6 separate regions of the Homo sapiens genome follow, and regions 2, 3, 4, 5 and 6 are each linked to region 1. The links are chromatin loops, found by intact Hi-C in ENCODE. Cell type or tissue: endothelial cell of umbilical vein. All regions are shown on one strand. Region 1 holds the start of LINC02875 (long intergenic non-protein coding RNA 2875). Region 2 overlaps BRIP1 (BRCA1 interacting DNA helicase 1). Region 3 overlaps BCAS3 (BCAS3 microtubule associated cell migration factor). Region 4 has its middle 45 kb from the start of NACA2. Region 5 has its middle 7.6 kb from the start of NACA2. Region 6 has its middle 17 kb from the start of NACA2.

Region 1 (5,000 bases):
CAGCTGCCTCCCACCCCGCGCCGGTGAGCTCCCCCTCCTTGCCCAGCTAGCAGGTGTCTCCAGCCCCCACTTCTAGCAGTGGGAGCTGGGCGGGCACTCCTTTAGCCCTGGGTCTGGTCGGTCACCGAGCACGCCACCTCCTTCCCAGTTCTCTCCTCTTTAAGCCTTGGGGACCCTGAACGCCCTGCCCCAACAGGCTGCCCACCTTGGGCACTGCACAGGGTGGGGCTTGGGGAGGGTGCTGGCTTCCAAAACACCAGGGACGTTGAGATGGAGGAACGGTGATGGTGAAGGTGGAATGGACAGTTGGGCCCCCAGACTCCCAGGACGCCTTTGTGGGCCGATACATTTGCAAGGAGCGAGAGAGAGAGAACCAGGCCCGCCTCTTCAGGATGGTGCTGCCCCCAGGCCACGCCGAATGCGGCTGGAGCAGGGAGGGGACTCAGCCAGTGCACGAGTGGGAGGTTGCAGTAGAACGTATCCCAACCCCAGAGGGTGGGTTCTGGCTTCCCTGCCTCAGACCTGCGGGCAGGTCCGGGAACCCGACAGGGACAGAGAAGCCCGTTTTCCAGCCTAAATAGAAGCTCGTGGGCAGCGCGTTTGCTGGAGGTCGCTTTGGGCTGAAACGCCTCTCATACTCCTAGAGGAGCGGCGCGTTTGCGTCCCGCGGCTTCTCACTTTCAGCAGGACATTAGGAGGGAGACGAGAGTCGGCTGCGCGCCCGCGGCGGCCTACGTACAGGGCTGCGGACACCAGGGGGCAGCACCGACTTAGGGTCGCGGGAGGGGTGCGGGTGCGGGCATGGGCGCGGGGGAGGCGGGTGCCTGCGAAGGCCGGGCGGGGCGGCCTAGTCGCGGCCGTTTTTAGGCCGCGTCGTTGCTGCAGCAACCCGGGTGGGGTGGGGTGGGACTCCAGGGCCTCGAGATCCCCCACACCACTTTCGCCGCCACCTCCCGCCGCACATGTCCCCTCCGAGTCGCCCACCCGGCGCTCCGCGGGGCCCCAGCTGGTAGCCTGAGTGCGACTGCGGGAACCCGCGGCCGGCGGCTGGGCCTTGTCCCAGACAAAGGCTAGGCCACTCCCATGTCCAATTAAGCCACCCTCCTCCCCGGCCTCCCAGCCCTCATTGTCCCCGGGGTCGCCAATTAGCCTAGGCGCCCGGCGTACCCGCCGCTCCGGTGCCGCAAGGCCTCCTTAACCCTTCAGGGCCTGGCCCGGGGTCCTTGGACGGCAGAGCCGCCGGCACACGCGTGGCAGGAGGGCCAGTGCTGGGACGATGGCGATACCTGCTGGCGGCCTAGCCTGTCGCCTCGGGCTCTCGCGTGTGGGGCGTGTGAGGTCTAAGAGGGAATTGTGCGTGTCGGTGTGGGGTGGCGCGTGCGATTCCCGGAGGAACTCGGAGATGGAGGGTGTGAGTGCAGGGGCTCCGAGAGACCCCTAGCGGCTAAGCCGCCCGGATCCCAAGGCCCAGGGGACCTCATTTCCTCTCGGGTTAATCGGAATCTTCCGAGCCCTCAAGCCCTTCCTCCTCCACTCCCCCGCCGCTGCTGTGGAGAACCGGAGCCACCGGTATGGCCTGGCCCTGCCCTCCCGAAGGCCGCAGCTCCCGGGCCCGCCTCCCCAGCTGACCGCGAACTCCTGCGTGGGGTGCTCCTGGGGCGGGAGGGGCGCGCTCAGCCTCGCTCTCCCCGGGACTCTCACGCTCAAGCGCCCCGGCTTGAGGCCGGGACCCCCTATTTCCCGGTTATGGGACGGCCCCTTGAGGGACAGCCTCTACGAGCCCTGGATTTATACCCCGAGCCTGCCTTCCTCCGCTCTGGGAAGGACCCAAAATCCAGTCCCGCTTCCTCCCCCTCCTTCGCTGTCCTTGGCCCCGAGGTGCGGAGCACCGGCGGTCAGGCGGGATCCCGCAGGAGGCCGAGCGCTCCCTGCTCGCAGGACAGGGCGGCAGCGGAGGGAGCCCCCGCCCTCTTGGGAGGAAGCCCGAGCTCCGGGTCTCCTGGGCACCCTCCCGGGAGCGCCTTCGGGGTGGAGGCTGGTTGCCGGGCGCTGAACGTGTCCGAGCACGCCCGGGGCGGTTTTGCACTTGGACTTCCTTTTGGGCTCTCCGGAGGCGCATATCTGTTCCTCCTATTGGATGGGGCCGGGGACCCCAAACCCACTCCGGAAGCACCGATTTCCAGCGCTGACGGCCGCGCCTGGTTTCCCAGCGAGTCCTCTTGGCAGCTCCCGCAGCTCCCCGCCGGGAGCACGAGTGGGAGCGAACCCAGAGCCCGCCCAGGCCTCGGGCCTCGGCAACTCCTCACAGGTCCACGAGATGGCGCTGCAGGCCAGGGCCCGGGCCGCGGCCTCACAGCCCGCCTCGGGCGAGAGCGGGAGATAGACTGCGGACCCCGGCAAGCGGGGCACGGAGGCACAGCCACCGACACAGGCAGAGCCGGGTCCGGAGCCCGGCACAGGCCGCCGAGGGACCGAGGGACTCCGGGGCTGCGGACACACTGAGCGGAGGGCTTGAGGCTCGGGGTGGGGCCTTCTCCCCTGCTGCCAGAACCGCCCGGCAGCGCCAGCTCGGCGACCTTCCAGGCTGCTGCAGACCCCAGCTTGTCCTCTTCTGCGCGCCCGCGGGGCTGGGCCCTCGCGTTCTCTCTGCGGGAAGTGAGCCGCCGGCCTCCGGCCTCCTGGGCCCCTCCGAAGGGGGCTGTGGCTGGCATCCGCAGCGCGCGGGGCGCACGGCCCTAGGAGCGCGGGGCCCACTCGACGGTGAGGACTTACGGGCGGGATAGGGGAAGGATCGGCGGGGATCCAGCGCTCCTCCAGCGGAGAGGGCCCCCTCGGCTCCGACCCGCCCTCCTCACCACCCTCATCCGGCTCTTCAGGGCGGGGTCTTCAGGGTCGAGGGCAGGATGTGCCCTGTGGAGCTGCTCACCTAAGTTCCTGCCTCCATAGGGGAGGCTTTGGGCTGCGTTATTCCAGCGGGAGGTGGTGGGGACTGGGGAGGGCCCAGGGGTCAGCCTGAGAATCTCGCCCTTGGATTAAAAGCCACCAATGCTCTGGGTCAAGTCTCAATGGGAGGCTGGGGATGTAAGACCCGTTGGCTGGGGAATGCCAGAGTTGGAGGGGGTGGGGCTTAGAAGCCTGTTTCCAGCTGACCTTTTATGTCCCCAGATGAGCTCTGGCACCCTCAGAGATTAACCCTACACACGTTTCCTAAGGGCACACGGCTAGAAAGCAGCCCAGTTAACACCAGTCGAGGGTCATTTCCACTGCAATACAGTCACCGGCTGGGTGATGGGACCCAGGCCAGATGTCGTCCCTGCACTAGGCTCTCAGCTCTTTTCTCTTTCAAAGTACAGTGTAGCAGAGAATAGGACCAAATCTTTGGTGATTTAATAATTATCTACATGCTCATCTATGGCTGAAGCAGCTGCTTGGTAGGAAAACTGGACAGGAGATAGATAGGTACAAGGTCGAACTCTGCCTCTAGAGCTGTGAGTGCTCTTTGAAAATGTGACTTTATTCTCTGGGCTGCAGAAGCCTCATCTGCAAAATAAGTAGTTTGGACTAAAATCCAGTTGATCTGCGAATGGCCAGTTGACCTGGGTCCAGTTTCCCCCCCGTCCCGCCCCCAGCCTCAACTGCTTCAGAGAAGAGCCATGTTCCCATTTAATGCTTGAGGAACCTGAGCCAGAGGGATAGGTGGAGTCACAGACCTTGAGGACCTTGGCCAAGATTCTTGGGGTGGGGGACTGGGTTGGTGGCCTGGATGAATTCCCAATTAGGAAATTACATTCTAAGTCCCGGCTGCCTCCATTCCCTGTGGGGTGCGATTGTCAGTCACAGCTTGGCCTTCTACCTCGAGCAAGCTGCTTTTGGAGAGATGCAGACTAGTGGGTTGCGGGCGGGGGGGCGGGGGTGACTTTGGTGCCCAGCACTACAATTTGTTGACTGTGTGTGACTTCTCTCCAAAGAGAGACCCCAAAGAGAGAAAGCGATACCAATGAAGGCCATTCAGGCACCCATGTTTAAGGGGGTCCCCCAGGCTAATTTCTTACTTGCGAGGAAGCCTTCATGGCAGTCAATGCGCTTTCACATGTGGCCTCTCCCCGACCCTCACTGGCCGGGTGGAGACTATGAGTCCTCGTTTCACAGACATGACATTGGGGTTCAGAGAAATGAAGTGAGGTGCCCAAGGCCATCCAGTAAATAAAGGACGGAGCTCTTTCACAATCCCTTGGGCCTGGCCCTTGGAAACTTTCGCTGATGAAGTGATGATGGGTGAGAGTCAGGCTTGCAGCAGGAAAAGGGCAAACGGGGCAGGGGAGGGAGTGCCCGGATGTCCTGGCCAGGAGGTGTGTCCGTGGGAGAAGCAGCCTGGCTCAGAGCCCAAGTCCAGCAGGCCCGGGGGAGGGTGGCCTCATGGCTCCAGTCAGCCCAGCTGGGCCTGCAAGGACCCCTGGTCGGGCAGGGGCTTCTCAGTGTAAAACCCTAACAGGGGCGTTGAGAGGATTACCCGAGAGGGGGCTGCATCCTGTGCTTAGCTCAGGGCATGGCTCATGTTTGCTCTCAATATTATTTATTTCTCTCCCAAAGAGAACAAGCAGGATGTCCTCTGGCTCCATGGTGCCTGCTCCTCAGCCCGACAGGAGCAGCTGTGGAACAGCCACTGTGTGCTTAATAAACATGCAGACATTTGATTGAATTCTCAGCACGGGGTGGCTGGTATGATTATCTCCATTTTACAGAGGACAAAATGGCCCAAGGTCATACAGCGTCAAAGAAGCAGGTCACAGGGCCACACCAGGCTCTGGCCGACCCCAGGCCTGTGTCCTTTCCTGGAGCCTGGCGTTCCTGCTCCACACGCCTGGGCTTCAAAGTCCCCCTGGCATTTGGCTCAGCCCTGTGGCAGGCTGTCCTGGGACTGGTTTACATTTAGCCCTGGACTGGCTGGTCAGTTCCTTCATCCAGCTCCCACTTTGGGTCTTATTTATTTCCTTCTTGGG
Region 2 (5,000 bases), 420 kb after region 1:
ACTGGCTTATTTTACTTCACATAATGTCTTCAAGTTTCATCTATGTTGTAGTACATGTCAGAATTTCCTTCCTTTTAAAGGCTCAATAATATTCCATTGTATGTATACACCACATTTTGTTTATTCGTTTATTTATCAATGGACATTTTGGTTGTTTCCACCTTTTGGCTATTGTGAATAACACTCCTATGAACACTGGTGTACAAGTATCTGAGTACCTGCTTTCAATTCTTTTGGATATTTGCCTAGAAATGTTATTTCTGGACCATATGGTAATTCTGTTTTTAACTTTCAGAGGAATCAGGAACAAGGTTTTTCAGTTAAACATACAGAAAGGAAGAAAATTAGAATGGGCCCTCTGGTACTGGAATGGAACTGGATGTATTGGTATAAACACTCATAATTTTCAGTGTACAGACAGACAGATACAGAAAAAATATAGACATAAATGTATATGTCTATGAGTCTGGGTTTGTGTACACAATACATTGTGTATATTCTCTAGCTGTCTGCTGAAAGGGCCTGGAGCAGCAACTCCAACAGCAATGAGCAAAACTAACTCCCAGAACACAGCGTTCAAATGTTATTTTTCACTAAATGGAACCAGGGTTCCTTGGAGAAATGTCTGAATCCGAGACTAGGGCAGGGAAAATATAAGGTGAGCCTGGAACACTATCTTTTGCCAAAAAATAAGGAAGCGTTCCAAGAATGATTGATATATGTCAGAAAGACACAAGCAACTTAACTGGTTTCCCACTTGAGTACCAAAACAAATCATATAATAATTATAACTCACCGAATAAAATGGAAAATCACAAGTCCATAAAGATATAAATAAAATGAGTAAACTGAATTTTTGTAAGGACATGTTATTTATATAATTTCAGAGTTCTTCCCCATAAAGTCCTCTTTTATAAAGGCAAAAAGATAACTGTAAAGTTATATTTTTTACCTAGCAGATATCATATTAATCAAGTTATCAATCATTAATGAGAAAAAATGAAACTGCGTGCCACCTTATAAGATGCAATGAGCAGAAGGCATCACTTCTGTGACATTCCTGCCAAAGATAAATAACCTCAGTCTAATGAGAAAACCCAAATTAAGAGACATTCTAGATAAGCTGTAATATTCTGAAGTGTCAAAATCATGACAGTCAAGGAAAGACTGAAGAAGTGTTCCAGACTGAAGAAGTTACTAAAGTGATAACTAAATGCAATGCATGGTTCTGACTGGATTCTTTTGCTTTTATAAAAGCGTTATTAAGACAACTGCTAAAATTTAAACCGGTTCTGAGTATTAGATGGCAACAATGAATCAATTTTAACTTCCTGATTCTTATGGTTATATTGTGATTATGTATAAGAATGTCTTTGCTTATAAGACATAGACACTAAAGTATTTCAGGGTGAGGGAACATCAGGGCAACAACATACTCTTAAATGGCTCAATAAAAAAAGATATTTGGATTGTACTTCCAATTTCTCTATAATTTTGTGACAGCCAAACTTTTAAAAAGCTAAAATAACCGAAAGATAAATTTACTGGGCAGACAGTTGGTCAATTAACGAAGTAGTTTTCAAAGGTAAAGTTATCTTTCCACACCCAGTATCCATGAATGAAAACGTTCTACATGACAATTGCAGATACTATCACCACTGAATAGCTACACTCATGTCGGATGGGTTGCTATACATATTTATTTCATTAATGTATCTACACATCAAGAAAACTTAGAGGAGTGGCTGAATTTTGTCAACTTTCTCTGAAATATTCACCAAGTTCACTCAATATGATAAAGAAGATTTGAAACTTTTGAGAATTAAACATTTCCACCATAGAGAATACTATGTTTTCTCCAAGCTCTCAAAAAATTATAATTACTGGGCCAGGCACAGTGGTTCACTCCTGTAATCCCAGCACTTTGGGAGGCCAAGGCAAGCGGATCATTTGAGGTTGGGAGTTCGAAACATGCCTGGCCAACAAGGCGAAACCCTGTCTCTACTAAAAATAAAAGAAATTAGCCAGGCATGGTGGCAGGCACCTGTAATCCCAGCTACTCGAGCGGCTGAGGCAGGAGAATTGCTTGAACCCAGGAGGTGGAGGTTGCAGTGAGCCAAAACTGCACCACTGCACTCCAGCCTGGGTGACAAAGCAAGACTCCACCTCAAAAAAAAAAAAAAAAGCCATAATTATTGGAGCTGAAGGACATACTCAAGCAATTAGTCATCCATTCTATCATCCTACCCCTAGGCAAATTTGCAGACAAGGCAAGAGATTCACACTAACTCCACTAACCTCTGGCCTAACTTAACCAAGATTACAATAGTATAGAACGGGCTGGCAAACTTTTTCTCTAAAAGGCCAGAGATTTTCCTGCTGGCTGAACATGAAAAGAAAGAAAAGAAAAATACATAAATAGACAGAGTATATATTTTAGGTTTTGTGAGCCATATGGTCTCTGTCACAACTACTCAACTTTACTGTTATAACGCAAAAGTTCCACAGACAATATGTATAAACAAATGTAAAATGCGTTCAAAAAAACTTTATTTATAAAAGCAGGCAGCAGGCTGTATTCTGCCCATGGGTCATAGTTTGCCAACCACTGGCATAGGAAAAAAGATTACGACAAAAAAGTATCCATCAAAATAGACCTGCTAAATTTTACTATGACCGTGATATATTAGGTGAAAAATAAAAGCTATATACTATAATCCTAATTTTGTGTGTGGGGAGGGAGTATATATGTAATATATGTGTAATATATGTCATATATACTACATAACAAATATATGTAATATATACTACAGTATCAACCCCTTTACAGGGGTTGAGCTCTGTACAACACCTGATTGCAGGAGTGAGCCACCACGCTCGGCCCAATAATTACGATTTTTTTGAGAGCCTGGAGAAAACATAGTAGTGTTCTCTATGGTGGAAATGTTTACATATATACTCAGTTGATACTGGGTATATATGTAATATATACTACGTAACAAAAATGGCAACAAATTCTACTTATCTTTGTATATAAGCTCCCTTTCAAGGTTACTTTGTAGCTCTTCCTACCAAGATGTGAGCTTTACCCCTTGAGTCTGGATTTGGTCATGTGATTTGCTTTTGGTGACTGGAACATTAGCAAACCTGACACAAACAGACTCAAAAGGCATTTGTACACTGGGGCTTGTTCTCTTGCTGCTCTTGGAACCCTGAGGCCACCATATACATAAACCAGAATTAGCCTGCTAGATGATGAGAGAGACCCACCTCATGGTCCCAGCTGACTACCAATCAACTCCCTGAAGCAGGGCTGCCTTGCTGACTTACAGCTGACCTGCAGTTGACCACAGACACATGAGTAGGCCACCTGAGATCAGCAGAAGAAATGCCCAGCTGAGCCCACCCTAAATTGCTGACCCCCACAACAGTAAGCTAAATAAATGGTTGGTTTGTTACAGCAACAGATAACATTGCATGTGTGTGTGCACGCACATGTGCGCACTTAAGAATAGACAGCAGGCAGAATATCAGGGGTTGATATTGAGGAGACAGTTTAATTAAGGATTAATGTTAATAATTTAAGTACACATTTTGGTGGTTCCCAAATTTTCTCTTAGATGATGCTTTTATATTCAGAAAAAAGTTATTTAGAAATATAAAATTTAATTCAATATAAAAGAGTATTTTTCATTATTTCCACTAAATATTGAAAGTCTAAAAATATGGACATCTTGACCTGATGTATTTAAATGAACTGATAGATTTTACTTTCTAACAGAGAGTTTGGAGATAAATAGTTACAGGTACATAGGAAACTAAGCAAAGGACAAGACAACTACTAGCACCAAAAAAAATAAATACTGGTTTGGGGAAAGAACTGTAATAAGTTTAAATATTTATAGAATTATAACAATACAAATACCAAATGCTGGCAGGCTGAAGGGTAGAAGTAATGAGAAAGGAGAAAAGAATAGGAGGAAGACAACAGAAAGTATCTAAAACCGAAAACTCAAGAGAAAAGCAAAATATGCATGCTACTTCAAAAACTATCAGAATACAAAGGATAAATAATTGAAAATTATTTACTTCAGATAGTGGGAATTGGTGAATAATAGAATTAGGGCAGGGGTCTACTGCTTTTCTGTTTGAAGCCAAGTGGAATTCTTTGACATATTTTTTCACACATACTGTTAAAAAAAAAAAATTAAAGAGAAAAAAAAGTCCAGGAACCAATCCAAGTACATATAACAATTTAGTACATGATAACAGCAAAACTTCAAAACTGGAAAAATGATTAAGTGACACTGGGACAACTGATCAACTATTTGGGAAAATATGCAATTAGAGCCTGACCTCATACATGCATGAAAATAAATCCCATAAACAAGAGAGTTAAATGCACAAACAAAACTGTAAAAGAACTATTAAAAATATCCTTATAAATTTATAGAAACGGATCTAGAAAGATCCTCATGAAAGTGTTCATGGTGTTTCCTTCTGGAAAGCAGAAAGGGAGATGGGGTTAACATAAGGGAGAACATTTTAATTTTTATTCTGTATTGGTTTTTATAATGTTAAAGGTTTTTCAAAAAATGTTATTACTCTTTTTTTTTTTTTTTTTTTTTTGAGACAGGTTTTGCTCTGTCACCCAAGCTGGAATGCAGTGGCATGATCACAGCTCACTTTAACCTCTACCTCCCGGGCTCAAGCAATCCTCCTGCCTCAGCCTCCTGGTAGCTGGGACCACAGGCATGAGCCACCACACCAAGCTAATTTTGTTTGTTTGTTTTTTGTAGAGACAGGGTCTTGCTATGTTGCCCAGGCTGATCTCAAACTCCTGGGCTCAAGTGATCCACCTACCTCAGCCTCCCCAAGTGCTGGGATTACAGGCATAAGCCATCATGCCTGGCCAAAAACTATTTTTAAATCTGCATTAAGTCACCTGTATTTAACAATACTGTCATACCCTCTTAGGTATAAGGATCTGAGTAAAAATT
Region 3 (5,000 bases), 690 kb before region 1:
CCAGTACCTGGCCCAGGGATTGGGGGACCCCTCAACTAGAATATACCCTTAAAATTTTACTATACTTTTTTTTTTCCAGTTTTTTTTTCAGGCAACCCTCAGAACCAGAAGGGGTTCATACAGCTGCCTACTGTACTTTGTCTCACATCCATCTTATTCATTGCATTTCAGAGGAAATGCAAACATCAACATGCTTTCCCCTAACTACTTTTGCATGCATATAATTAACTAGAGTTCAATATTTGGTTAGTTTTTAAATTTTTTTAGACAGAGTCTTGCTCTGTTGCCCAGGCTGGAGGGCAGTGATGCTATCTTTGCTCACTGCAGCCTCTACCTCATGGGTTCAGTTGATTCTCATGCCTCAGCCTCCTGAGTAGTTGGGATTACTGGCACATGCCACCATGCCTGGCGAATTTTTGTGATCTTTTAAATTTTAGCTATTTTGGTAGGTGATACCTTGAGGATTCATTTAGCATTACCATTTCCCTGATGACTAATAATGTGGAGTACTTTTTCATGTTTCTTGGCCATTTATATATATTTTAGCAATTATTTGTATAATTTTTTTGCCCATTAAAAAATTTAGTTGTAGGCTGGGTGCTGTGGCTCACGCCTGTAATCTCAGCACTTTGGGAGGCCGAGGTGGGCAGATCACGAGGCCAGGAGATCGAGACCATCCTGGCTAACATGGTGAAACGCAGTCTCTACTAAAAATACAAAAAAATTAGCCAGGCATGGTGACAGGTGCCTGTAGTCCCAGCTACTTGGGAGGCTGAAGCAGGAGAATGGCGTGATCCCAGGAAGCGGAGTTTGCAGTGAGCCAAGATCGCGCCATTGCACTCCAGCCTGGGCGACAGAGCGAGGCTCTGTCTCAAAAAAAACAAAAACAAACAAACAAAAAAACTTAGTTGTAGAAGCCATTGGAGGATTTTTGAATAGAGGTAATATCACTTTTAAAAATAAGAAAGGTATGTGAAGAGCAGATTTGGGTGGAAAGGTAGTGAGTTTGGTTTTAAATGTGTGAACCATAGACTGTTGCTGGTCCATAAACTGGTGATAGCGAATCGTTTGTTATTGGCAGCAAAAAGGTAAAGTGCAGAAAATGAGAGTAAGCCTTTCAAAACCTATAGTATTCGCCAGTGCACACTATCCAAACATATGTATATAGTTTACAGAAGTATCATTTGTGCCAACTTTTAGAAAAATCAAAAAATAATTCGTCTTTTATGACAAACAGTTTGAAAAACACTATCATCAAGACATCCAGTTGGAGAAGGAGTTTTTGATGAGTATGTTTAGACATGCAATCATGTATTATTTTATTTCACACAAATAACATTTCTGTGATTATTAACATTCATTTTAGCATTATACATTCTTTGTAGTCATGAGAATAAGATACAGAATTTTCAAGGAGGAGATTTGAATTGCAGGATGAGGAGTTGAACTTATTCTTTCAGCCATAATAATTTGGACTCGTTGAGAATCTTTTGGTAACATACATTCCAAAAGCTGTCTGTAATATTGATTTTGTGGTTGCAGTGGGATGAATAGCAGGAGAAAAGAAAAGGTTATAAGGCTAGTTAGGAGTGAATTTCAACACTGTCTAAATGTTAGATGTTGAGAGCCTGAACTAAGTTTGTTGTTGTGAGAGGATTACCAAAAACCATGGTAAGTGGTTAGACGTTTAGAAGAGAAGAAAGTTAAAGATGTTTCCAGAGTCTTGACCTGGGGACCAGTGCTGCTTAGTATGAAAGATGGCATCATTTTAGCAGAAATAGAATTTGATTATTAGACTTACACTATGTTAAAAATCATGTAAAGCAAAAATTGTATAGCATATTGTCTTATAAGTAATAAAGGGTTCTCACTTAAAGTTTCAGTGGTAAAAGTCTTCTGATATTTTCGCATACTTTTTGCTATCTGTTTAAATGGCAACTTAGTTTTCTTTTCTTTTCTTTTCTTTTTGAGACATAGTCTTGCTCTGTCACCCAGGCTGGAGTGCAGTGGTGCAATCACGGCTTCGCTTCCTGGGCTCAAGCGATTCCCTCACCTCAGCCTCCCGAGTAGCTGGGACCACAGGTGTGCACCACCATGCCCAACTGATTTTTGTATATATATATTTTTTTGTAGAGATGGGGTTTTGCCATCTTGCCCAGTCTGATCTTGAACTCTTGAGCTCAAGTGATCCTCCTGCCTTGGCCTCCCACAGTGCTGGGATTACAGGCATGAGCCACTGCGCCCAGCGTCTTATCTTCTTTTGAAATGCTTATTTTTTTCTTAAAAAATGGAGAATATATTTATTACATCACCTAAAATATGGCAGTTGTATTGTGTGAAACAGTATACAGTTGGCCCTGGATATCCATGGATTCTGAATACGTGCATTCAGTCAATATGGATAGAAAATATTTGGGAAAAAAGTAAAAAATAATTCAACAATAAAAAATAACACAAATAAAAATGACAGTATAGCTATTTACATAGCACATTGTATTAGGTATTGTAAGTAATTTAGAGATGATTTAAAGTATATAGGAGGATGTGCATAGGTTTTATATGCATAGGTTATGTGCAGATACCATGCCATTTTATAAAAGGGACTTAAGCATTGGAGGTTTTGGTGTCCACAGGGATTCTGGAACCAACCCCATGTGAATACAGAGAGATGACTGTATTTTCTTTTCAAAAGTTAGTATTTGTAGTGTTTTCTTGGAGCTGTGTATATGCGGTACTTCAATGACCTAACACTAGGTGTCGCTACCACATTGAGCTAAGAAAAGTGCGGCTGCTCCTTGAAAGGAAATTTTTGCCCTAAAGCTTTTTGTGTAGTTTTTATACACTAAAAGCTTTAGAGCAAATATGCAAGGGCATTCTTGAGGTAAATGCCAATTAGTCTACTATTTATTAGAGGTTGGGTGCCAATAGACCTTGCCATGTTAAGATTGTTAGCCAGGAAACAGTTTTTATGGGTTTCATTTGGGAGTAATATAAAGTTAGTGATTTGGGTACACTGGCAAGCAGAGAGAGGTTGAATATGGATGAAGTCCAGTGAAAAAAATTGCCTTTGTTGAGAATAGGACCTTATTTTGTTTGGTGCATTCTCTTCTTCCTGGAAAGAGAATAGGTGGATCCTTAGACTGTAGATACAGTGGGAGGACATTGGTTGTTATGGATGAATAAAAGCAGAAATGAAGAGTAATACTGAAGTAATTTCTGGAATTTAACCATATTGGTGGATTAAAATATCTTTTCCTGTAGTATGTTTCTTAAAGTATCACTCCAGAGAACTCTTGCATCTGAAACTTAATTTTTCCCTGTGTGCGAATAGTGGCGTGACTCTTGTTGATTTGACATAGGCAGTAGACATTACTGTGAGTTTGAAATTTATCATTGTAAGTTGGACTCTTTCTTACTTGAGATCTTTTTGATGATTTTCTACTCTAAAACAATATATTATTTGGACCTAAGCTGATTTATAAGTCTGTGGAATGCAATTTTTTTCTGATAAATGTTATTGAATATACATACAGTAAAATGCACAAATCTGAAGTGTACAGACTGAAAATATATATATATATAACCTTCTAACCATCATCCTGGATTAAGATCTAGAATATTTCCAGTACCTCAAAAGAATCCCTTGTGCCACTTCCTTGGCAGTACTACCCTCTTTCCACCTCCAAGTAACCATTATTCTGCTATTCTGACTTCTATCACCATAGATTCTTTTTTTCTATTCTTGAATGTCTAAGAAATATGGTCATAGATTTAAAAGGTATGCTCTTATGTTCTGGCTTGTCTCTTAACATTATGACTGTAAGATTTGTTTTTATGCTATTGTGTGTAACATTAATTTTGCTGTGTTGTATCTATCATATGAATACAATAAATTTTGAAAAATCCATTATATGACTGATAGACATTTTTGTTCCCAGTTTTTGAGTATTATTAATAAAGTTGCTCTGAAAATTCTTATATATGGTAATTTTTCATGGATGTAAACAAAAAATGGTAATTTTTGGTGTACGTAAACACTCATTTGTCTTGGGTGTTGACCTAGGCGTAGATTTATTGTGTCATAGGATAAGTACATGTTTACCTTCAGTAGGTACTGCCAAATAGTTTTCAAAAGTGTTTTTGCCAACTTTGTACTCTCACCAGAATTATGTGGAAGTTCTGTTTGTCCTGCATCCTCAGCAGCACTTGGTATTGTCAGTCTTTTTGATTTTGGCCATTCTGTTGCGGATGTGTTGATATCTTCTGTGAGGTTTTAAAAATGCTTTTTAGGGGGCTGGGTGCGGTGGCTCATGCCTGTAATCCCAGCACTTGGGGAGGCTGAGGTGGGTAGATCACGACGTCAAGAGATCAAGACCATCCTGGCCAACATGGTGAAACCCCGTCTCTATTAAAAATACAAAAAGTAGGCAGGCATGGTGGTGGGCACCTGTAGTCCCAGCTATTTTGGAGGCTGAGGCAGGAGAATCACTTGAACCTGGGAGGTGGAGGTTGCAGTGAGCCGAGATTGCGCCACTGCACTCCAGCCTGGTGACAGAGCGAGACTCTGTCTCAAAAAAAAAAAAAAAAATGCTTTTTAGGCTGGGCACAGTGGCTCATGCCTGTAATCCTGGCACTTTGGGAGGAGGTGGGAGGATCCTTTGAGATTAGAAGTTTGAGACCACCCTGGGCAACATAGACCCTGTCTTGACCAAAAATGTGGCATGTGCCTGTGGTTCCAGCAACTCAGGAGGTTGAGGGGAGAGGATCACTTGAGTCTAGGAGATCAAGGCTGTGGTGAGCTATGATCACGTTACTGCCCTCCAGCCTGGGCGACACAGGACACAGCAAGACCCTATTTCAAAAAATGCTTTTTATTTTGCAATAAATTTCAAACTTCCAGAAAATTTTATAATGTATATAAGGTATTCCTGTTACTCATTGTGGAGATTCACCAATTACGGATTTTGCCTTATTTGCTTTGTCATTCTTTCAGTCTCTGT
Region 4 (5,000 bases), 220 kb after region 1:
TAATATTTATTTCCTTCTACTAATTTTGTGTTTGGTTTGTTCTTGCTTTTCTTGTTTCTTGAGGTGCATCATTAGGCTGTTTATTTGAAAGCTTTCCACTCTTTTGATGCAGGTGCTTGTTGCTGTAAACTTTCCTGTTAGTATTGCATTTGCTGTATCCTGTAGATTTTGATATGTTGCATTTCCATTTGCATTTGTTTCAAGAAATTTTGAAATTTCCTTCTTAATTTGTTCATTGACTCACTGGTCATTCAGAAGCATGTTATTTAATTTCCATATGTTTGTATATTTTCCACAGTTCCTCTTGTTACTAAGTTCTAGTTTTATTCCACTGGGGTCAGAAAAAATACTTGATATGATTTTGATTCTTTTGAATTTGTTAAGACTTGTTTTGTAGCCTCATAGATGGCCTATTCTAGAGAATATTCCATGTGCTGATGAGAAGAATGTGTATTCTGTAACAGTTAGATGAAATGTTCTGTAAATGTCAGTTAGGTCCATTTAGTCTAGAATGTAGTGTAACTCCAGTGTTTCTTTACTGATTTTCTGTATGGATGATTTGTTCATTCCTGAGAGTGAGGTGTTGAAGTCCCCTACTATTATTGTATTATAGTCTTATCTCTCCCTTTAGATCTATTAATGCTTGTTTTATATATTTGGGGGCTCCTGTGTTGGGTACATATATATTTACTGAATCTTCTTGCTGAATTGATCCTTTTATCACTATATATACCCTGTTTATTTTACTGTCTTTGACTTGAAATCTATTTTAACTAATATAAGTATAGCTACTTCTGCTTAGCTACTTCTGCTCTTTTATGGTTTCCATAGAATATCTTTTTTTCAACTCTTTCAACTCTAACAATATTACAGTATCCCAAATTTGTCTATATACTGACTTTTACCAGTGAATTTTATACTTTCAAATGTTTTCTTTTTGCATATTAGGATCACTTTCTGTTATATTGAAAACTCCTCTTAGCACTTCTTGTAAGATAGGTCTAGTGGTGATAAATTCTCTCAGCTTTTGCTTATCTAGGAAAGACTTTCTTCTTTATGTTTGAAGGAAAACTTTGCTGGGTACGGTGCTCTCAGTTGACAGTTTTTTTTTCTTCAGGACGTTGAATATGTCATCCACTCCCTCCTGACTTGTATGGTTTCCGCTGAGAAATCTGTTGCTAGATGAATCAGAGCTCCTTTACGTGTTATTTGCTTCTTTTCTCTTGCTGCTCTTAGGATCTTCTCTTTGTCCTTGATGTTTGAGAGTTTGAATGTTATATGCCTTGGGGCAGTCTTATTTGGATTGAATCTGTTTGGTGATCACTGAACTTCTTGTACCTGGATATTTGTGTCCTTCTCTAGGTTTGGAAAGTTTTCTGTTATTATTATTACTTTGAATATGCTTTCTACACCTTGCTCCTTCTCAACTCCCTCTCGAACACCAACTCCTAGACTTGCTCTTTTGAGGTTATTTTGTATATCCTGTAGGTATTCATCATTCTTTTTCACTCTTTTTTCTTTTTTCTCCTCTGACTGTGTATTTTCAAATAGTCCATCTTTAAGCTTCCTGATTCTTTTTTTTGGCTCAATTCATTCTGCTGTTGAGAGCCTCTATTGTATTTTTTCAGCTCAGCAAATGTATTTATCAGTTCCAGGATTTCCATTTGATTGTTTTTATTAGTTCTATCTCCGCTATATTTTTCTGATAAATTTGTGAATTGCTTTTTCATGTTACCCTGGAGTTTTCTGAGTTTCCTTGAAACTGCTATTTTTAATGCTTGATCTGAGAGCTCACACTTTGCCATTATGGTAGGGTTGATCACTGCCTCCTTGCTTTGTTGACTTGGGGAGGTCATAGTTTCGTTTGCTGTTGTTTCTTGTGGATGTACATCTATGGCTTCATAGGATTAGTTCCTATGCTTCAAGGATTAGTTACTTGTACCTATCTTCACTTCATCTCTTGTTTTGGCCTTTCTAGGTTATGTTTCCTAAGAGGTCTTTTACAATTGTTTGTTGAATCCCTTTACTCCTAGATTGCTGCCTCATTTTCAGCACTAGATGGCGCCTTAAGCCCAGGGTTGTCTTGACTCTCACAAACGTTCATTATTCTAATTTCATTCTTCCACATGTCAGTATACAACTTTTCTAGCATCAGTTATTGAAGGGACTGTCTTTTCCTCATTTTGTATTACTGGCATCTTTACCAAAAGTCTGTTAACCATAAATGCATTGATTTTTTTTTTTTTTTTTGCTCTCTATTCTGTTCCATTAGTAGATGTGTTTTTAATGCCATTTCATAATGTTTGAATTATTACAGCTTTGTAATATAGTTTGAAATCAGGGGGTGTGATGTCTTCAGTTTGTTCTCCTTTCTCAAAATTGCTTTGGCCATTATGGGTCTTCTGTGGTTGCAAAGTTTAGTATTGTTTTTTTCTGGTCCTGTGAAAAAAGTCATTGAATTTTTAATAGGGATTGCATTGAATCTGTAGATTCTTTGGCTAGTATGAACGTTTTAACAATATTAATTCTTCCAATCCATGAACATAAGATTTCTTTTCATTTATTTGTGACTTCTTCAATTTCTTTCATCAATGTTTAATAGTTTTCAGTGTACAGATATTTCATTTCCTTGATTACATTTATTACTTATTTAATTAACCATTTACATAATTTAAAAATTTGTCTGCTCCTTTCACTGGACTATGATCTCTAGTGTCTGGCTTTGTTCTCCCTTGTATTTCCAGGACCCAGTACAGTCCTTGCTATAGAGTGTATACTTAATAACTATTTGTTGAATTAATTAATTTAAAAATTAGCAAGTTTCACAAGTGGAAATGAAAACCCAACATACCAAAACCTATGGGATACAACCAAAGTTGTAATAAGAGCAAAGTTTATAGCAGTAAGCTCCTATATCAAAAAAGTATAAAAACTTCAAATAAACAACCTAACAATGCATCTTAAAGAACCAGAAAAGCAAGAGCAAACAAGCCAAAATTAGTAGAAGAAATAAAATAATAAAAATCAGAGTATAAATAAATAAAATCTAAATAAAAAAATACAAAAGATCAATGAAACAAAAATTTGTTTTCTCTAAAAAGATAAGCAAAATAGAAAGACCTTTAGCCTAAGAAAAAAAGAGAGAAGATCCAAATAAATAAATCGAGAGATGAAAAAGGAAACATTACAACTGATACTGGAGAAATTCAAAGGATCATTAGAGACTACTATAAGCAACTATATGCCAATAAATTGGAAAACTCAGAAGAAATGGATAAATTCCTAGACACATACAACCTAAGATTCAACCATAAAGAAATCCAAAACCTGAACTGACCCATAACAAGTAAGAGATCAGGCCAGGCACAGTGGGTCACACCTGTATTCCCAGCACTTTGAGAGGCCATGGCGGGTGGATCACTTGATGTCAGGAGTTTGAGACCAGCCTGGCCAACATGGTGAAACCCCACCTCTACTAAAAATACAAAAATCAGCCTGGTGTGGTAGCACATGCCTGTAGTCCCAGCTACTTGGGAGGCTGAGGCACAAGAATTGCTTGAACCCAGGAGGTGGAGTTTGCAGTGAGCTGAGATCACGCCACTGCACTCCAGCCTGGGTGACAGAGTGAGACTGTGTCTCAAAAACAAACACACAAACAAAACAAACAAACAAAAAAAAAAAACAGAAAAACAAGTAATGAGATCAAAGCTGTATTAAAAAGTCTCCCAGCAAAGAAAAGCTGACCCAATGGCTTCACTGCTGAATTTTACCAAACATTTATAGAAGAACGAATCCTACTCAAACTATTCCAAAAATAGAGGAACTTATTCTATGAGGCCAGTATTACTCTGATACCAAAACCAGACAAAGACTAATAAAAAAAAGAGAACTATAGGCCAATATCCCTGATGAACATTGATGCAAAAATCCTCAACACAATACCCGCGAACCAAATTCAAAAACAGACTAAAAAGATCATTAGCCATGATCAAGTGGGATTCATTCAAAAGATGCACAGATAGTTCAACAGATGCAAATCAATCAGTGTGATACATCATATTAACAGAATGAAGGACAAAAATCATATGGTCATTTCAATTGATGCTGAAAAAGCACTTGACAAAATTCAACATCCCTTCATAATAGAAACCCTCAAAAAACTGGGTATAGAAGGAAGATACTTCAACACAATAAAAGCCATATATGGCAGACCTACAACTAGTATCATACTGAATGGGGAGAAACTGAAAGCCTTTCCTCTAAGATCTCAAACAAGACAAGGATACCCACGTTTACCACTGTTGTTCAGCATAGTACTGGAAATCCTAGCCAGAGAAATCAGACAAGAGAAAGAAAAAAAGGGCATCCAAATTGGAAAGAAAGAAAGAAAATAATCCCTCTTTGCAGATGATATGATCTTATATTTGGAAAAGCCTAAAGACTCCACAAAAAAGCTATTAGAACTAATAAATGTAGTATAGTTGCAGGATACAAAATCAACATAAAAATCTGTGGCATTTGTATATGCCAACCATAAACAATCTAAAAAAGAAATCAGGAAAGTAATACCATTTATAATAGCTACAAATGAAATAAAATACCTAGGAATAAACTTAACCAAAGATGTGAAAAATCTCTACAATGAAAACTATAAAACATTGATGAAAGAAATTGAGGAGGGCACATAAAAAATGGAAAGATACTCCAGGTTCATGGATTGGAAGAATCAATATTGTTAAAATGTCTGTATTACCCAAAGCAATCTACAGATACAGTGCAATCTTTATCAAAATACCAATGACATTCTTCACAGAAATAGAAAAAACAATCCTAAAATGTATTTGGAACCACAAAATATCCAGGATAGCCCAAGGTATCCTGAGCAAAATGAACAAACTGGAGGAATCACATTACCGGACTTCAAATTATACTACAGAACCATAGTAATTGAAACAGCGTGGTACTGACATAAAAATGGACACATAAACCAATGGAGCAGA
Region 5 (5,000 bases), 170 kb after region 1:
TTGCCCCTGGGGAATGCCTGGCTTTTATTGTCTCTTGTTTGGGGAATATTTGACAAGCAAGATTGCACCCATCTTAGATGCTAACGAAATGGCCTTTGAGTGCAGGGATAGTTAATGTTACGTATGTGTTCAGAGTTACCTAAGGAAGAGCAACTCCCTCCCCTAGTCTCAAACCAGCTACAGTGCTGAGGTCGTATGGATGCAAGATGAAATCATAGTCTGTTAACGCCTCCCATTACTTAAGAAGCAAAATAGCCCATTGCTCTAAGATTGATCTGGCTTTCTACCTCTCTACTCTGATCTGTAGCAATTATTGTTTATTTTGGCCTGTAATCACATCCAATCTTGAATTCTTCCCTAATTGTTCCAGAAGTACCTCTCTTGCCTCTGGAACAGGACTAACTTATTTAAGGATATCTTAAACTTGCCACAGTCCCTCCAGCCCAGTGTACCCTCATTAAAATGACTTGAAATTTCTCTCTTTGTCTTAGAAATCTCAGTGACAACACACACATTTTAAAAAGTGTTGTAAGAATCAATTCATTAATATTTGTGCAGCACTTCAGAAATTTAAAGCCCCAAGCATTGTAGTTGGATAGCAACTTAGTAAGATAATTAGCCAACCACTTCTAACTTGAAACTGTGTAAGTATGGACATGTTTTACCTCTGAGTATTTTATTCTTTCTTCCTTTTATTGGCTTAAGCATAATACTACACATTCTGATGACTCAATTTGAGTGAAAGAAAAAGAGGCGTTTTTAGTTTGAATAAGAATTACCTTACCATTTAGCAGCATTATTTTCTTTCGGTATACAGAATGTTTTTCATTTTCATCCACAATTTTTAATGCCCTGAGCAGAAAGACTATTAAAGGTAAACACCTGAACTTATCCTCTAGTTTAGGAAGGCATTTGATCACGAGTTTTGTTTTGCATTTGAACCAGGACACTCTTTAACCTGACAACCCCTCCTAGAGTGGAAAGAGACTACTATTGATTTTTCTTATACACAGTTAAACTTTCCATTATGTGTCCTATTAATAATTATATTTGCTTTTGTGGTGTGTACTGGCTCCTGACCTCTGAGCTCAGACCATTATAATCTTCTCTAAATACATAACCTTTGAGATCCATTCCCCAAAGACCTGCTGGGAGAGATTTCCTGCCATTTTTCTAACATTCCAGGACCCAAGCATACAGTGAAAATATAAATTTGTTTTAAAGCAAAAATTAGAATAAAATAATAATTAGAAGCCAGCTAAAATTCATAAAATGTTTAAATGCATTTACTAATCATTTTTTTTCTGGCAAGATGTGGTGTTAAAGCCATAAATAACTCTTAGCCTAAACTGTTTTGAAGACAAGAAAGCAACAAATAAGTGAAATAATAACTTCAAATCAATAATAGAAAACAATAGAAAAAATCATTTGAAATAAAGGATTATTTTTTAAATAAAAAGTTATTAAATTTCATTTACTTTGCTGAGTACTATCATTAATATTACTCTTAGGGGAGAGTTCATTTCATTTTTGCATCCTCAATGCTTAACAAAATGCCTACAACAATGAAGGCACTCAATAAATATTTAACAAATGAGTGAGAGAATAAATGAATGAATGGCTAAATGGCCAACATTTGCTTACCACTGATGTTCAGTTTACAGATGTATTTGAAACAAATATCTGGAAGGCAAACAAATAATCAGAAACCAAACATCTTTAACCTGGATTCCTTGAAACTAACCTTAGAATTCATTTGAGAATAAGGATTTGAGAGCAGGCTCAGTTGAAGAAGTTATTGTGCAAGAGAGAAAAAGGCAGAATCTCAGGTATTTGGATGTCTCTAAGTAGATCCTTAGAGAGGTTAAAGTTGGTGGACTTTATTGCCAATAATACTTAACTTTTTGTTCTGAATAATTTCTAATATTATTTCACAAACTTCATTCAGGTCTATATTTATGCAAATAATATTTACAGGTAAAGGATCATATTATTTTTCTGAAGTGTATTTAATTTTTAAAATAATAGCCACAGGGGAAGCTGATCTTGCTGAGAGAGAACACATTTGGACTTCTTATTGGGATCAGGGTCAAGAATATGCCCAGAAGTGTGTTCATTGAGGGCAATACAGAAAATATTGGCATATGTTATCCATTTGGGAACAACTATACGTATCTGCATTGACATCGAGCAATTTGTTAGACCCAGAGGCAAGATTCTAAATGATGTACTACAAACAAGGCAAAAATAAGAAAACGGTTTAAAAAGCACATCATTAGATTCAGAATACATATACTACACCCAGCTAGTTCAAACAGAAAACACACCACCTTGTGGAATGAAAGATAAATGCTTTACTATGTTCTGCCACTTATGAATGATGTCATCACTGTGATTACATGAAGAAGAAACTTCTTAGCTCCAGATGGTCACCATTCCCTGTCTCTGGTAGCCCTGGTATTCATAAGTAAGTATAATTTTTGTTGAATTCAATTGTATAAAAACACACTGCCTTTTTTCACTGATATGAGTGGATGAGCACACTGTTTTATTACTCTCTCAGCCTTCATTAATGGTTTTTCTATAGAATTTATTGTTTTAGTATAGTAATCACTAGCTTTGCCTAGATAATAAGAATAGGCTTTTAAACTTTTTTTAGAGAGAGACAGGCTCTTGCTCTGTTGCCCAGGCTGGAGTGCAGTGACATGTTCACAGCTCATTGCAACCTTGAACTCCTGGGCTCAAGCGATCCTCCTGCCTAAGCCTCCCAAACAGCTGGGAGTACAGGCACGTGCTACCAGTCCCCATCTCCAACAATGGGGAATACATTTCAACATGAGATTTGGAAGGGACAAACATCCAAACCATATCACCCAGATAATTTTTTTATTTTTATTTTTTGTAACAATGGGGTCTCGCTGTGTTGCCCAGGCTGCTCTTGAACTCCTGGCCTCAAGTGATCCTCATGCCTCGGCCTCCCAAAGTGCTGGGATTATAGGCTTGAGCCACTGTGCATGGCCCAGAATAGACTTTTAGAAACCTCTTTTCTATTAGTTTCCAAGAGGGGTCAGAGATTTTTTTTTTTATGTTTATTAAACTTTATGGCATTCAAACAAAGACACTGTTTTTACTTCCTACATGTGTGATGTTAGGTACCAACTAATTAATGTGGAAAGAAAAGAGTCGTAATTCCTGTCTGTTAATGTTCATATACTAAATACATAACTCAAGCCTAACTATTCCCAAGATACTATAGAGTTTAGAAACCATGTGGTTCAACACCTTCATTTTTAAAATTAGGAAATTGAGGCCTAGAAAGGTTAAGCAAATCATCTAAAATTACACTATCAGTAAATGGTTAAGCCCAGATCCCAGGCCTTCTACATAGCCTAGTGCATTTTCTACCGTATGACACAATATTGCTTAGAAGTTGAGTGAATTTTACATGAACTTGCCAAACAGTAAAATTCATTATGTTTAGCAACTATGCTACTTACTCAAAAGCTACCAATCCCTCATTATTTTTATATTTCACATCTTAAAAATGATGCTGAAGTTTCACTCTGATGAAAATAAAGCTATTTTATCCACTTCCTAAATGTGATATTTAAAAAACATGCATTTTACTTTGAGATTTGCTTTGTTGTATACATATTTTTAAAACTAAGATAATGGAAACACTTCTGATTTTTCCATTAGCTATAAAAGCAATGTATTTGCTTCAAGATGAGAAAACAATGTATGTATTTAATCTGTTGCACATAAGAATTCTGCCAGACACTTGACTGGTCCACATTACATGAGTTTGATGACAGCTATCTTGCAATTTCTAATTGAGGGAGCTTTAAGTAATGTGCTAAAGCCATGTTCAGCGTGTGTAGCAATGAAGAAGCCCAGATACTAGAGAGAAATTGTTCACTGGAGCTGTTAATAGAACCCAAATTCCAGTTTGTAAGGCTGCCAGCTGCAACCCACTTGTGATAAACCATATGAAAAGGAACAGATGAACAGATGAATCTGATACAAATGATTTATATGAGAACGCAGAAATCTGCTATTGAAAGTTCACACTAGCTGATTTAAAACAAAAACAACAAATACATCTGTCTATCCTTTTTGCACTATTACATTAAAATAAGAACAGGCAACCTAAGCAAAAACTTGTCAGTATCCTAAAAATATGTAACGTTGAGCACATTTATTAATAACTTCCTTCTTTTGAAAGTTTTTTAAATGGAATTAGAATACCATTTGTATCGTTTCCTTTATTTAAAAATGGGTGCAAAATTCAGAAAAAGCATTTATTGTAATAATTCATAGATGGCAAACAAAATGTTCTATATTCCTAGATGAGTCTTATAAGAAAATATTAGGCCAGGTGTGGCGGCTCACGCCTTTAATCCCAGCACTTTGGGAGGCCGAGGCAGGCAGATCACCTGAGGTCTGGAGTTCAAGACCAGCCTGACCAATATGGAGAAACCCCATCTCTACTAATAATACAAAATTAGCTGGGCATTGTGGTGCATGCCTGTAATCCCAGCTACTTGGGAGGCTGAGGCAGGAGAATTGCTTGAACCCAGGAGGAAGAAGTTGCGGTGAGCCAAGATCACGCCATTGCACTCCAGCTTGGGCAACAAGAGTGAAACTCCATTTCAAAAAAAAAAAAAGAAAGAAAAAAGAAAATATTAATTCAAGCACACTAGGTTTCTCTTTTTTTTAAAGTACATATTTGTCAGCGAGGAAAAGAAATGATCATATCAAGTTACTAAAGTTGACTTGGACTAATCTATGTTTTCATTTAACTCATACTTTTTTTTTTTAAGCTGTGGACAATTTAAAGCAAGAATTTTCAATCTATGGATTTTGACCCATTTATTGGGTTCTGACTAGAATTTTAAAAATTGAAATAGATATAACGGCAAAGGTACATTTGACACAGTGAAGATAGCAACTTTGGGTCTTAAGATCAAATGTATTTCTTAATGTGAATCATGGTTAAA
Region 6 (5,000 bases), 160 kb after region 1:
ATAGGAGAAGGTTTCATAGAGGATGTGACATTTAAACTAGGCCTTGAAAGATTAATTGAATTTTGTCAGATCCTGTCAGATTAAGAAGGATAGGAAGTACATTTTAGGGAAACAGAACATACCATATTCAGGCAACAGTAAGTAGTCCAGTGTCACTACAGTCATGGTAAAAGGTAGTGGGATGAACAGGCGCTGTGGCTCAGCCTATAATCCCAGTACTTTGGGAGGCCTAGGCGGGTGGATTGCTTGAGCTCAGGAGTTCCAGATCAGCCTGGCCAACATGGTGAAACCCTGTCTCTACTAAAATTACAAAAATTAGCCGGGCCTGGTGGCACACACCTGTAATCCCAGCTACTCGGGAAGCTGAGGCAGGAGAATCGCTTGAACCTGGGAGGCAGAGGTTGCAATGAGCCAAGATCACACCACTGCACTCCAGCCTGGGTGACAGAGCAAGACTTGGTCTCAAAAAATAAAAAAAATAAAAATAAAAAGGAGAGAAACAGACAGATGAGCGCAGGGTTAAGAGAACAGCCATGAACACAGTACTATGCTAAGAAGTTTGAGCTTTATTATGAAGGCAACTGGAAGGCAGTAAAGATTTTTGTTTGGAAAATGATGTGATTAGTTCTATTTTAGGAAAAAACTGAACTGGTAGTGGTGAGACTGAGGACAGAGGGAGTTGAAAGGTTAATTCTTTTTTTCTTTTTTTGAGACAGGGTCTCTCTCTGTCACCCAGGCTGGAGTGCAGTGGTGTGATCACAGATCACTGCAGCCTCAACTTCCCAGGCTCCAGCAATCCTCCCACTGCAATCCTCCCACCTCAGCCTCCCAAGTAGCTGGGATCACAGGCACGCACCACCACGCCTGGCTCATTTTTGTGTTTTTTGTAGAGACGGCGTTTCTACAATGTTGGCCAGGCTGGTCTCGAACTCCTGGGTTCAAGCGATCTGCCTGCCTGGGCCTTCCAAAGTGCTGGGATTATAGACATGAGCCACGCATCCAGCTGGGAGGTTGATTTTTAATCAATATGTGAGATGATGAGGACTTGGCAATGGGAATAGTTTTGTGATTTATAAAAGTAAACCACCGGAGTTAGAGTTTGAGGCACTTTCTGATGGGTAAAGTGCATAAGAAAGTCACAGTACACAGATTTTGAGATGCTCCTCTTGGGGGTCCTATAAGGAAAGAAACCATTAAAAGAGCGCGGGCTTTAGAGTCACCAGGGTCTCAACCCTGACCCTGCCGTTTCTTAGTTGCTTAACTATGAGCAAGTTCCTTAGCATTGTAAAGACATATCATAGAACAGGTACATTGCAACTTCTGCCTCCTAACTTCTTGCAATTCTCCTCCCTCATCCTCCCAAGTAGCTGGCATTACAGGTGTGCGCCACCATCCCCCAGCTAATTTTTGTATTTTTAGTAGAGATGGGTTTTCACCATGTTGGCCAGGCTGATCTCGAACTCCGGACCTCAAGTGATCCACCTGTTTCAGCCTTGCAAAGTGCTGGGATTTCAGGTGTAAGCTACTGCACCCGGCCAAGGTACATTAATATTAACATCACAGGGTTAATGGGAATCAGTGACTGAGATGATATGAATAGTATTCAATAAATGTTAGTTTTTGTATTTTTTCCCCTCCCAGATTCTTCACTATACTTTTGGTGGTTGAGGGTGCCGTATAATTGACCTTGAGATTTAGCATTATTATAACAGTTTTTAGGTTAATTAAGGGGTTGATGAGAATGGTGACTCTGATGCTTCCCTTTGAACTTGACACAATTCTTTTCTAAATTGTGCACTTTAGTGTGGCAGCTGGTTGACACTTAAGGTGCATGCCATGCTGTTTTTGGTTTCTGCTGCCCCTCTGTTTGGAATGCCCTTCCTCCATCCCTTCCAATAGGCCAGGTTAGCTCACCAGGCTCAACTGAAGCCTCATCTCCTTCAGGATGCTTCTTTTCTCCTCTACCCCAGGTAAGGTCTGCCTTCTCTGGGTCCCCGTGTTGTTGTATAATACAATGCACTAAATGCAGTGACAGAGTGCCCCATATTTCAATGACCTGTGTGTGTGCTGGGTTCCCCTTGTGGATGACAAAGGATCAAGAACTGTGTATTATAGATGATCTTGGTGTTTCCTCCATTCCTATCCTGGGCCTGGTACATACAAAACACTCGATAAGTATCTGTTGAATAAAGAAACAAACAAATTTTAAAAATCACCCACCACCCATTTCAAGTGCTTACAAGTCACATCCACTTTCGGTCTTGAAGCTCTCCTGCCCTACTTACTAGCCTGTCTTTCTCCTCAGAGAAGAAGCTGGCATGGCTCTGAAGGAACTGATCTTATGAAAACTCTTGCGTTTCAGCCTGGCTCTACCATCATGAGCTGTGAGATCTTGGGCAAGTCACTGATTCTCTTTGCCCTTGCTTCCTCAGATGCAAAGTGAGAATAATTATGGATGTGTAGCAAGAGTTAAATGAAATAGGACATAAAAGAGTCTTACATAGTATCTGTCACATAATGAGCTTTCATCATTTATTGATACGTATCATTTTCATTATAAATTTAAGTTAGAATATAGCTGGAAATGAAAACATTCTCCTGAAAAATTTGGATCCGTCATGCAATTAACTCAGATTATTTCAATCATCCAGGGAACTCTGTTAAATTGCTTTTATTTCTACTGTTATCCCTAGAACCAGAATGAACTTCTTAATAAAAATAAAACAAAGTAAAACACCCCAGCCTCAAAGTCCTTGCCAGTCATAAATAACTTGAAAGTTATTTAAATGAAGATATATTGCCTCTATAATGGGGTGCTGTCTATAAATCAGGAAGAAAAACAAACAAATAAAAAGCCTATTAATGTGAAATGCTGACAAATCTGTGTTTTCAAGGGCCCTACAATTGAGCTTTAATAAAATACACATTCATCGTGTCTGTCTCCCAAGCCCCACAAATAAGTCTGATCACAGCGACTTTAGAAATGGATGCCTGCAGAGTCGAGGCAAGTTTTCACTCCCAAAAATGAAAACTTCTGGCTGTTTTTTAAAGTGAGTGAACTGTAGTCCTCCGGGCACCAAAGAGCTTTTATGGCTCTTTCTCACACATCAGCCCTGGGAGGCTTTGGAAAGGATGCATTAGTGTGATGCTGCCATCTGCAGCCAGGACTTTCCATATGTTTTGATAATCTGAACAAATACTGATCCTAGGCCCGGCCAGCCAGCACACGTTTTAAATGGTCTTTCAAGTTGCTTTCCTGAGTAGGGACGTACTCGTTAGTGCCAAAAGAATTTTTGGCAGACATTTCTCCCGGTTACCAAAGGAACCCATTTTAGTTTCAGTTCAAGAGAAATTTCATACAGAAGATGCTTCCACTTGATATGAGTTTTCCTGAAGTTCCATGGCACACATTTCTAGATGGTATTACTACAGGAACTTTTTCAAAAGAATGATGTTCATGTACTTGGATGATGCTACGAACTCACTTCAGAGGGCAGTTGGGTGAAGCTGTGGCACAGTCATTCATAGGCAGGTAATTCAGCCCCCGGGGTGCTGGCTTCAAATGTCACTCACAGGATTGCCCTCTGACCACTTTGCCTTGGGTTTTGCCCTTTCCCTCTGTTCTGACAGAGGCAGAAGAAAATAAGATAACAGCAGAGGGCATCAGTCTTTTTTCTAGAAAATTTTTTTTTTCTGGTTGAACAATTAGCATCCAACCAATACATAAACTGCATTTATAAAACACGCAACCCTTCCAGAAATAACCAACCAATTTCACAAAAATGAAACACATGTCTACCATTTCCATCTTTAACTTGTTTCCAAGTTTGTTTTCTTTCAGCGAAGCATTTGATCTCTTCTGTCCCACACTTTTTAAAAAATTTTTCTTGTCTCATTATGAGTCATCTTATGTTCCGCAAGCTAAGTTTGCTCCTCCTATATCTCAATTCTCATCAAAGAACAAAATAATAAAAATCAATGTTCATAATCTCCTTAAAATATCATCATCTGAATTATCTTATTTATACCTTCATAGCATCTCAGTGTATTTTACATTGAGTTTGACTAGTTTCCCAAATGTGAATAAAAATACCACAGGAAATGTATAGGTTATATTAAAAATATTAGTGTGTTGATATCCTTCCCAGCAACAGAACATACACAATTACTTGATGTTATACAACTACTTTCGGTCATCGTAAGCCATATAACTAAACCACTCTTTTCTCTCATTTGGCAGATGAGAAAAATAAGTTATGTAAGGGTTAAGTGACTTATTCAAAGTCATCTCAAGTAATCTGTGCAGACACTTAGAGATTCTTATTGTTCAGATCTGTACTGAGGTCCTTGCAAGAACATTAGTCTCCTCTTTTTACCTCTCTAGTGAGAGGTTTACTTCAAATTTTTATCTGTAAAATGGGTATCAATTTCTCAAATGGAATAGTAGGAGAATAATTTGTGACAACCCATTTAGCTCCTAAGAGATGGACTAGAGAAGAAAAATGAGATGTCAAATTGGAAAGCTTATTTAGTGTTATGGAGAAAATCTAAATTAAAAATGGTAGCTTTATGTTTTTATAGCTTTGGTAGTACATATTACTAGAAAGTCATTCAGTACAGAAGCAAGTTTTTCAGCTTGTTTATAAAATAGTTAAGAAAAAATTGGTAGCAATTTTATTGCAAAGCAAAAGGTTAAGCAGAAAAATCTAGTTAGCTCATAATCAATCCTTTGAAATACTCGGGATAAAATAGAAATATCTTAATAATTATTACTTATTGCTTTGAATCATACCTATGCTTTCTCAAGATATAAGCAGGTTTTTTTCCTTGCCTTGAAGAGAAAAGACAATTATTATCCTTCTGTCATCTTCAGGTATTTTTCTCTGGGCATGATATTTTTAATTATCCATTAGAATTATGTCTATAGAGGGAAGCATAAATTTCAAATAACTCTAAATACTTAAAATACATTCAGAAACATATAAACTTTTGCAAGCATC

The links. A loop is a pair of places that touch in the nucleus more often than their neighbours do. Peaks named below come from ENCODE experiments on the same cell type or tissue, not always from the same donor. Only the 100,000 strongest peaks of a DNase experiment are listed, where the experiment ranks them.
Region 2: it touches region 1 in a loop (15-fold over the local background); 77 of 110 quality-filtered maps call a loop at or near these places.
Region 3: a loop joins it to region 1, with 12 times the contacts of the local background. A loop is called at or near these places in 42 of 110 quality-filtered maps.
Region 4: a loop joins it to region 1, with 8 times the contacts of the local background. A loop is called at or near these places in 9 of 110 quality-filtered maps.
Region 5: a loop joins it to region 1, with 14 times the contacts of the local background. A loop is called at or near these places in 17 of 110 quality-filtered maps.
Region 6: it touches region 1 in a loop (8-fold over the local background); 17 of 110 quality-filtered maps call a loop at or near these places.

What each region holds. Positions count from the first base shown.
Region 1 is chr17:61,410,230-61,415,229 of GRCh38, forward strand. It overlaps LINC02875 (long intergenic non-protein coding RNA 2875), which reads left to right and starts at 1,522. Exons shown (of 1, transcript NR_160788.1): 1 at 1,522-3,051. RefSeq lists an enhancer at 237-819 and silencers at 699-868, 2,389-2,448, 2,469-2,528. In endothelial cell of umbilical vein, CTCF peaks have their summits at 672 and 2,309 (motif pointing right); DNase peaks (open chromatin) are centred at 742 and 2,302; H3K4me3 peaks cover 2,020 bases; H3K27me3 peaks cover 1,561 bases.
Region 2 is chr17:61,831,502-61,836,501 of GRCh38, forward strand. All of the region lies in intron 6 of BRIP1 (BRCA1 interacting DNA helicase 1), which reads right to left. Among named protein-coding and RNA genes, the nearest start is that of BRIP1, 30 kb to the right of the region's middle. In endothelial cell of umbilical vein, no CTCF peak of the experiment used is centred here; no DNase peak of the experiment used is centred here.
Region 3 is chr17:60,718,189-60,723,188 of GRCh38, forward strand. All of the region lies in intron 5 of BCAS3 (BCAS3 microtubule associated cell migration factor), which reads left to right. Among named protein-coding and RNA genes, the nearest start is that of BCAS3, 43 kb to the left of the region's middle. In endothelial cell of umbilical vein, a CTCF peak has its summit at 2,739 (motif pointing right); a DNase peak (open chromatin) is centred at 2,753.
Region 4 is chr17:61,634,065-61,639,064 of GRCh38, forward strand. No RefSeq gene overlaps it. Among named protein-coding and RNA genes, the nearest start is that of NACA2, 45 kb to the left of the region's middle. RefSeq lists an enhancer at 1,884-2,178. In endothelial cell of umbilical vein, a CTCF peak has its summit at 2,062 (motif pointing right); a DNase peak (open chromatin) is centred at 2,077.
Region 5 is chr17:61,581,103-61,586,102 of GRCh38, forward strand. No RefSeq gene overlaps it. Among named protein-coding and RNA genes, the nearest start is that of NACA2, 7.6 kb to the right of the region's middle. In endothelial cell of umbilical vein, a CTCF peak has its summit at 2,363; no DNase peak of the experiment used is centred here; H3K27me3 peaks cover 393 bases.
Region 6 is chr17:61,571,896-61,576,895 of GRCh38, forward strand. No RefSeq gene overlaps it. Among named protein-coding and RNA genes, the nearest start is that of NACA2, 17 kb to the right of the region's middle. In endothelial cell of umbilical vein, no CTCF peak of the experiment used is centred here; no DNase peak of the experiment used is centred here; H3K27me3 peaks cover 178 bases.